2 separate regions of the Homo sapiens genome follow, and region 1 is linked to region 2. A link is a contact called in ENCODE Hi-C or POLR2A ChIA-PET data. All regions are on one chromosome and are shown on one strand. The core of a region is the stretch at or near the end of the contact, and the rest is flanking DNA. Distances in the headings are between cores, read along the strand shown.

Region 1 (4,242 bases), core at 1,236-3,735, 140 kb after region 2:
TTAATCTGCTTCTCTAACCAGGTGTGGGAATCCAGATTGCCTCAAAATCTCGAGCTGCTAAGGCTGGGAAGAGCCTGAGATGTCATCAGTTCAGCTCAATCCTTAGTTGCTGCCCTGCCCACTTCTGCCCACCCCCATTTCACAGGCGAGCCTCTGGGAAGGGCAGTGGTTTGCTCAAACTACATATCAGCCCAGGGCTGGCCACAGTTCTGAGTCCCAGCCAGTACTTATCTTTTCTCTAAGTTTTGGTCCATTATTTTTTTTCTTTTATGGATTCAGCCTATCTTTTTAGAAAAATGAATTTTAAAAACATATATTCATTCATATCATAAAAGTATCATAGGCTTATTGTAAAAAAATCAAACAGTGTTGGGTACAGTGGCTCACACCTGTAATCCCAGCACTTTGGGAGGCCAAGGCAGGTGGTTCACGAGGTCAGGAGTTCGAGACCAGCCTGGCCAATACGGTGAAACCCCCGTCTCTACTAAAAATACAAAAATTAGCCTGGTGTGGTGGTGCGCATCTGTAGTTCCAGCTGCTCAGGAGGCTGAGGCAGAAGAATCACTTGAACCCCGGAGGCAGAGGTTACAGTGAGCAGAGATCATGCCACTGCACTCCAGCCTGGAGGATAGAGCAAGACTCCATCTCAAAAAAAAAAAAAAAAAAAAAAGATTTACTGAAACATTGCAAAGATCATATAGAAAGTTTTCTTACATGCTTCACCAGTTTGCCTTCCATCAACATCTCACGCAACTATGGCACATTTGTCAAAACTAGGAAACTGATATTGGTACAACATGATTCACCAAACTCCAGACTTTGTTGGGATTTCACCAGCTTTTCCACTAATGTCCCTTCTTCCTTTCCAGAATCCAGCTCAAGAAACCACATGGCATTTGGTCATCTGCCATTGCATTCCTTTACGTGTGATGATCAAAGTAATAATTCTCTCTCTTTTACAGGTGAGGAAAGAAGTGATTCAATGGCCAAAGGATTGCCCTGTCACATCTAGGAGGCGAAGGCAGTGCAATAAAGGGTTTATTACTTGGCTAAATTTAGAACCGGAATTTATGTGGTGTGACCTTGAGCCTTTGTCTTCCTGTCTGAATGATAGGATCATAGATTAATCCTTCTTTCCAGGCAGTGGTGGGGACTAAATGAGATAATATATATGGGCATATGCGTGCCAAAGAAATGGTACCTGCTGCTCTTGTTATTACTGTCAGTATCGCCATCAGGAGCCTTGATCCCAGGTAGACTGCCTAACTGCTGAAACCTAGCTTCTTGTCCAGCGTGGTCAATCATCCCACCTCTCCAGCCTCACCCCAGACAAGACAAACAAGAGCTCAGGAAATAAATGTTAGTTTTGACACCCTTCCTTACCCTCAAAACTTAAAGAGGTTGACACACTTTCTTACCCTTAAAACTTAAAGACCTTGTTAAAACTCAAGGTCAAATAGCTGGCTAGGAGCTTAACCAGAGAGATAACCTAGTTTTTTTTGTTTGTTTGTTTTTTGAGATGGAGTTTTTGCTCTTGTCGCCCAGGCTGGAGTGTAATGGCGCGATCTTGGCTCACTGCAACCCCTGCCTCCCAGGTTCAAATGATTCTCCTGTCTCAGGCTCCTGAGTAGTTGGGATTACAAGCGTCCACCACCATGCCTGGCTAATTTTTGTACTTTTAGTAGAGACGGGGTTTCATCAAGTTGGCCAGGCTGGTCTCGAACTCCTGACCTCAGATGATCCACCCGCCTCAGCATCCCAAAGTGCTGGGATTACAGACATGAGCCACCATGCTGGGCTGTTTTTTGTTTGTTTGTTTGTTTGTTTGTTTGTTTTTGTAGAGATGGGGTCTCTCTCTGTTGCCCAGGCTGAAATAGAACTCCTGGGCTGAAGTGATGCCCCTGCTTTGTTTCCCAAAGTGCTGGGATTATAGACATGAGCCACTTCACCCAGCCTAAGCAGCTAGGTCTTGCTAAGACCTTGTCCCATCCACTGGGCAGAACCCCTCCCTCTTCTCTTCCTCCTCCCCTTGCCTCCCTTCCCATTCAGAGACTGCCCTGGGGAACAGAAGCTACCTGCCGGCTGCTCTTAACTCCACTTGATGGGATGCCCTGCAAGGGACCCCAGCATCTCTTCTGGCCTAAAGGAGCTGTCATAAACACCTGATGAAGGAAGTGTTGCAAGATCATTTTCAAAAAAAGGTGAAATTATGACTTTCACATAGATAGAAAATGAATAGGTATTAACCATTTTATTTAACTCATAAGGGGGCCAGGTGACGTTATAACCAGCTCAACAGGGCAGCTGAGAACAGTCACATTCACAGGTCAGGAATAGTGAAATGAATGTGCAAATGGAAACTGGTTTTTCAACAAGAGAGTGAGGGAGAACCTCTACTAGACAGGGCAATATATCATTTGCCTACAATTTACAGAGCTGTAAAGTAGCTCAAAGACAACAAAAGGCTAGAATCTGATAACCAGGAAGTGTGTGCTGTGTGTAGATAGTGCATTATTTTCTGCTGAATCACATTTTTTTCTGCAGAAGGAAGGTTATGAGCAGGGTACACTCCAGAGTCTCTAATGTGATGATCACTCTCTGAGAATTAGTATGAGTCATATAAGATACAAGGACCTTTCTGGATGGATTGGGAAAATTATATCTCACTTGCAAGCAAGAGGCCTGCAGTCTAAAGTCCCCCTCTTAAGATGCAGGTCTTGGCTTGGCGCGATAGCTCATGCGTGTAATCCTAGCACTTTGGGAGCCCAAAGCAGGAGGATCACTTGAGCTCAGGAGTTCAAGACCAGCCTGGGCAACACAGACTTCATTTCTAAAAAAAAAAAAAAAAAAAAAAAAAAAGATGCAGGTCTTAGCTGGGCACAGTGACTCACTCCCGTAATCCCAGCACTTTGGGAGGTTGAGGTAGGAAAACTGCTTGAAGCCAAGAGTTCCAGACCAGCCTGAGCAACATGGCAAAACCCCATCTTTACAAAAAATTTTAAAAATTAGCCAGGTGTGGAGGTGCATGCTTGGAGTCCCAGCTACTCGGGAGGCTGAGGTAGGAAGGCTGCTTGAGCCCAGGAGATTATCAAAGCTGTAGTGAGCCGTGTTTGCATCACTGTACTCGAGCCGAGGCAACAGAGTGAGATCCTGTTTCAAAAAAAAGGCAGAGCTCAAGACATTAAAGTTTATTTTTCAGTTGTACTTTGGCACCTGTGTTACATGATCGGTTCTGGAACATTCTAGAACGTGGATTTCTGAAGTGGGTCTGTAGTGGAGGCCTATAGAGTTTTCACTGGACCTGCTTTGATCCTGTCTCTGCTGTGCAGCCTCGTGCAGTTATACTAGCTCTCTGATGTGCAGCTTCCTCCTCTTTGAGGATGTCAATATTGATACTTCATATATTATTTTGTTACCTAAACTACATTAAAGTTAGGAGAAAATTTCTTGGAAAATGTCCTTAGTCCCTACAATTCTTACTTATCAGCCCAGCCTCCTCCCCTCTTCCCATCCCGGTCCCGTCCCCTCGGCTCTCCATTCAATTCCCCATTTCCACCATTTGTCTCTCTAGTAGGGTAGAGAGGGGCTTGGGTTGCCCTGGAGGGGCTGGCCTGTGCTGAGTGAAGTTCACACCTGGGTGTGCCCTCAGGAAAGGGGCCCCTGGGGACAGGGTAACCATCAGAAAGGCTCAGGGCTCCCCAGTGCGCCATGCTGTCCTTTGTCCCATCTCTGATTCTGTGCTTACTGTGCCCAAGTATGGAATTGCAGGGTAGCAGCATGGGGACTTCCAGGTGGGCCCCTCCTAGCAGTGGGGGTTTCAGCCAATGAAGAATTCAGTCTCCTGACATAGGTCTCCCTTCAAAAGGGCGTGTCTCCAGGACAGCTGCAGCAATTCCATATCCATATCACTCACTTTCTAGTTTTTTTGTTTTGTTTTGTTTTTGAGACAGGGTCTTGCTCTGTGGCCCAGGCTGGAGTGCAGTGGCGTGGTGCGATCTCAGCTCACTGCAACCTCTGCATCCCGGGCTCAGGTGATCTTTCCACCTCAGTTTCTCAAGTAGCTGGGACCACAGGTGCCCACCACACCCAGCTAATTTTTCTATTTTTAGTAGAGATGGAGTTTCTCCATGTTGCCCAGGCTGGACACTTTCTTTCTTTCTTTTTTTTTTTTGACAGAGTCTTTCTCTGAGATGAAGTCTGGCTCTGTCCCCCAGGCTGGAGTGAAGTGGCATGATCTTTGCA
Region 2 (4,186 bases), core at 1,260-3,759:
CACACACCCGCAGATAAACGCCACAAGAGCATGTGGCACCAGACCTGTAGCACCAGAAGGTATGCTGACCACCAGCAAAGAAGAGACCCTGCCCCTCATCCCCACCCAGCCATGGAAGCAGCACCTCGGGGGGAGGGGACCCAAGTCTAACCACAGCCACCCAGGCCTGAGCTCCTGCCATGGTCGGACCTGAGTGCAGTAGAGGGTGGGAAGGGGAGAGCTTCAGCTGGATGTGGGATTGACGCTGTCATTCAGAAGAGGCTGAACTTCCTAACCTCTGAGAAATAGGACCGTTCTGGTAGACGATGCAGAGCTGAGTGCTATGGGCTGCCAAAACACCATCCCAGATAGAGAATCAGGAAAGAATGACTACAATCTGTTGAGTCTAATCCATTCTACAAACCACTACACATGGTCACCTTCTTCATCATCACTTTCTTAGTCAAAAATGGAACTCTCCCCTCATCCCCCCAAAAAAGGAAGAAGAAAACAATAAAAAAGGAAAAGCACAGAATCACCATACAATATCAGTCTCTTCCTTTTGCCTTTTCTGGGGGACCATGAGGGGAGGGCAGAGTTGAGAGTTCCCACAACCCATCTGGCTGTGGGCTCTGGAAGGGGTGAAAATGGAGCCACACTGATGACCGAGAAAGCAGAGCCATGGAGAGGACCCCACCAGTGCATCCCTACATTGAGATTCAGCCAGCAGGGGGATTCTTATTTTCTTAAGAAATAACAATCAGGGCCAGGCACGGTGGCTCACACCTGCAATCCCAGTACTTTGGGAGGCCAAGGCGGGCGGATCATGAGGTCAGGAGATCGAGACCATCCTGGCTAACACAGTGAAACCCTGCCTCTACTAAAAATACAAAAAATCAGCTGGGCGTGGTGGCGGGCATCTGTAGTCCCAGACACTTGGGAGGCTGAGGCAGAAGAATTGCTTGAACCTGGGAGACGGAGGTTGCAGTGAGCCAAGATCGTGCCACTGCACTCCAGCCTGGATGACAGAGAGAGACCCCACCACAAAAAAAAAAGAAAGAAAGAAAGAGCAATCAGATATTTTTATGACTTTCTCCTGAACATTTATTCAATTTCTTCCTGGGTTGTTTGGCCATGAACATCCACATCACATGAAAAGTACCAGAGACGCTGTGTGTTAGTTTAATGATTAAGGCATTAAATCGTAGATAACTATGCAAGTGATCAGGAGTAAATTTAACCACACATAATGGTCATGACAAATAGTCCACAAGAGGTATAAGAGAAAATAAATACAAACAGCCATTAAGCACTTGAATATGTCAGAATGAATTTTTACAAATATTAATTTTAAAAATTATTTAATGGCTTCATCATGTATTTGGGGCATAACAGGCATCTAATTATGTATAGTGACAGAAAACACCTTGGTTTTCCATGAGCATCTGCAGAGACAGGCTGGCCAAATCAGTGCTGCCTTCAGCTCAGAAGACCCATGGCAAAACCGACAGTTTTCTTCTGGATTCAACTCACAGAGCCAGCAAGGGGCAAGAAAAGTCAACAGAACAGAAACGCCAGACCTAGAAGGCAAGAACATATTAAGGATGGTGATTTGCCTTCACCAAGGCACCCAAAATGTTTGTTTTTTCCTTCAGTGGGGGGAAAAAAAAGGAGCAGAGCTGTATTGAGTTCCTTCCAGCAAAGTGTGGAAAAGAGAACCAAACCGAGTGGAAATCCTAAGACAAAAACTGCAGAGCGAGACGTGAGACAGCAGGCCGTGCGCTCTGAAAGGCATCTCTGCCGCCTGCTGATAAGCCCCGTCCATTTCTATGTACTTTTGTCAATAACTGAAAAGCAGTGAAATCTGACTAGCCCGCTCTCCACACAGCGCATAACTGATTGGAACTCAACGGACTGTGAGAATTTCTCAGGAAAATGAACCCCAACTCCCTTCACTTGGGGCCACGGACTCACATGACACCACAGTTCAGGGAAACGGACGTTTTCAGGATGTGCACATGCCAATGTCTAATGGAGAGAGCCTGATTTCCAGGCCTTGTTTTTGACTACTTCGTTGCAATCCCACTAACAAACTTGTGCATGTTTGCTATAAAAACAACCAGACTGTGTTATTTATTACCTCAAATGTAATCACCTTACAATCTTATTTCTGCCTCTATTAATAAGTAGAAGTTTCACTGCTTAAAATAAATGGCAAAAGTATTTTATTTAGGATGAATTATTCTACACTGAAAGATACTTTCCAGTAAGAAAAGCAGAAAAGAAGGGTATGTGAAAATATGCAGAAATAAGAGGCCCAGAGCCAGCCTGTTTTGATACTGGTGTTTTCTGAGCTAAGAGCTAAGTGTTGGGTACCTTTAATTCTCCGTTGAAAATATGACACTTGATCACCTCATCGTGAACTGTCTCTCAAAATAGAGACTGGGCCTCCCAGAGGATCCCTGGGCTGGCGAAACCTGAGCTGAGTGGCTCTGACAGGCACTGCTGAGCAACCATGTGGCCTCTGGGCACTTCTTGTCCACTGTTAGACCTGCGGCCACCCACCCTCAGGCACAGCCCTGCCCGGCAAGGCCAGACCTGGCATCGGGCTCGCCCACTTCCCAAATAACACCACCATCAAGAGTTCCGAAAAGGCCGAGCGCAGTGACTCACGCCTGTAATCCCAGCACTCTGGGAGGCCTAGGCAGGCAAATCACTTGAGCTTAGGAGTTCGAGACCAGCCTGGGCAACACAGAAAAACCCCCTCTCTACGAAAAATACAAAAACTAGCCGGGCGTGTTGGTGTGTGCCTGTAGCCCCAACTATTCTGGTGGCTGAGGTGGAAGAATTGCTTGGGCCCAGGAGGTGGAGGCTGAAGTGAGCAGAGATGGCACCACTCCACTCTAGCCTGGGTGACAGATCAAGGCCCTGTTTCAGAAAAAAAAAAAAAAAAAGAAAGAAAGAAAGAAAAAGAAAAGAAAGTTCAGAACACAGAACCCTGACTGAAGGGCCAGGGCTGGACAGCAGGCTGGACTAGACCAGGGCACATGCTGTGGAACACGTCGCTTGGGTTTACTGATTGATCTGGGGCCACCTGAACCTCAGTTACCTTTGGAAAGAGAGAGACAGAGAGAAAGAGCACTAGAGGAGGTGAGGGAGGGAGAGAGAAGAGAGGGAGAAAAGGATGGAGGGAGAAAGAGAAGACTTTATCTCTGAGGCTATTCCACTCCAAAAGTTCTGTTCCCTCCACAACCTGTCTCTGGGGGTCCTGAGGGACAGTCTGCAGCCCTCACAACGCTCATGCCTGTTCCTATGGATATCTCCAGCCTTGGCCTGGCATTTCCTCCTCCACTAATCTGCACTTCCAATCTCCACCATGCTCTGAAGTCAAGCAGCCCAACCTGTTGACAGCCCACGAAGAAACACACCATCTTCGTATGCACCCTAACACCACAATTCTCCAAGTTAACCCCTCTCAGTTTTATATCGTGGCCCCCAGGTTTGGAGGACGGGCGATTCCTTGATGTACCCAGTCTTTCTTGATTGGATTGAGGGAATCCAGTGTTAGGTCTGCTGTGCTGTGACAGCTGACAGGTCAGGGATCTGAAGGGACTGTGTGATGTGGCTAAGCAAGTGCAGCTGCCCTGCATCTCTTCCTACGTCCAAGAACCTCTTGGGCCCTTCCTTTAGCCCCCAGACACCTTGAACAACCAGATACAAAACTGTGGTGGGAGTTTTTGTTGCAGAACTTTTATATCCAGAACTTTTGCTGCAAGTGCGTGATTTCCAGAGAGCAATTATATCACCTCAGCCTAAAGCCAAGCACCGGAAACAGCCGCGGACATCCCTGACCTTGAGAAGGCTTCCCTTTGCCCACCACCCACGGCTTCCCATTGGCTGGACAAAACCCTGCACCACAGGGCAGGTGCTGGTTTGGAGGGGCCTGAAGTTAACAGTCTGAGAGGCCTCTTTAAGATAAAGAACACAAAAGCACAACAAACATTGTAAGTCAGGCAGTGAGCTTGGCCCAACATGGGAGGCCCTGACTCTCTAGCCTCAGCAAAAACACAGACCACTTTTCCAGCTGACTACCCACCCCCTCCTGCACTCTTCCTGGGCCGAGAGGGCCCCCACCATTCACACAGTCCACCTTCTACTCCCCGCCAAGGCAGAACACTTCAGCTTGGCTAAAGAAATGAGAAAAACT

What was found. A loop is a pair of places that touch in the nucleus more often than their neighbours do. ChIA-PET counts read pairs that join two places held with the same protein, here RNA polymerase II (POLR2A). Pooled maps may share reads with other maps.
Region 1: POLR2A ChIA-PET joins it to region 2 with 26 read pairs in PC-9. The contact joins two enhancer-like sites. A Hi-C loop is called at or near these places in 14 of 168 maps with a recorded cell type or tissue (Caco-2, Calu3, HCT116 and 10 more) and 15 of 50 pooled maps. POLR2A ChIA-PET finds 5 or more read pairs at or near these places in 1 of 52 experiments (PC-9).

What each region holds. Positions count from the first base shown.
Region 1 is chr7:51,374,131-51,378,372 of GRCh38, forward strand. No RefSeq gene overlaps it. Among named protein-coding and RNA genes, the nearest start is that of COBL, 59 kb to the left of the region's middle. Within about 2 kb of position 2,486, at least 3 of the 41 ENCODE cell types and tissues checked have a DNase peak (open chromatin) inside an H3K27ac peak, as active enhancers do.
Region 2 is chr7:51,231,787-51,235,972 of GRCh38, forward strand. The region is part of intron 1 of COBL (cordon-bleu WH2 repeat protein); the gene reads right to left. Among named protein-coding and RNA genes, the nearest start is that of COBL, 83 kb to the right of the region's middle. RefSeq lists an enhancer at 2,068-2,587. Within about 2 kb of position 2,510, at least 5 of the 41 ENCODE cell types and tissues checked have a DNase peak (open chromatin) inside an H3K27ac peak, as active enhancers do.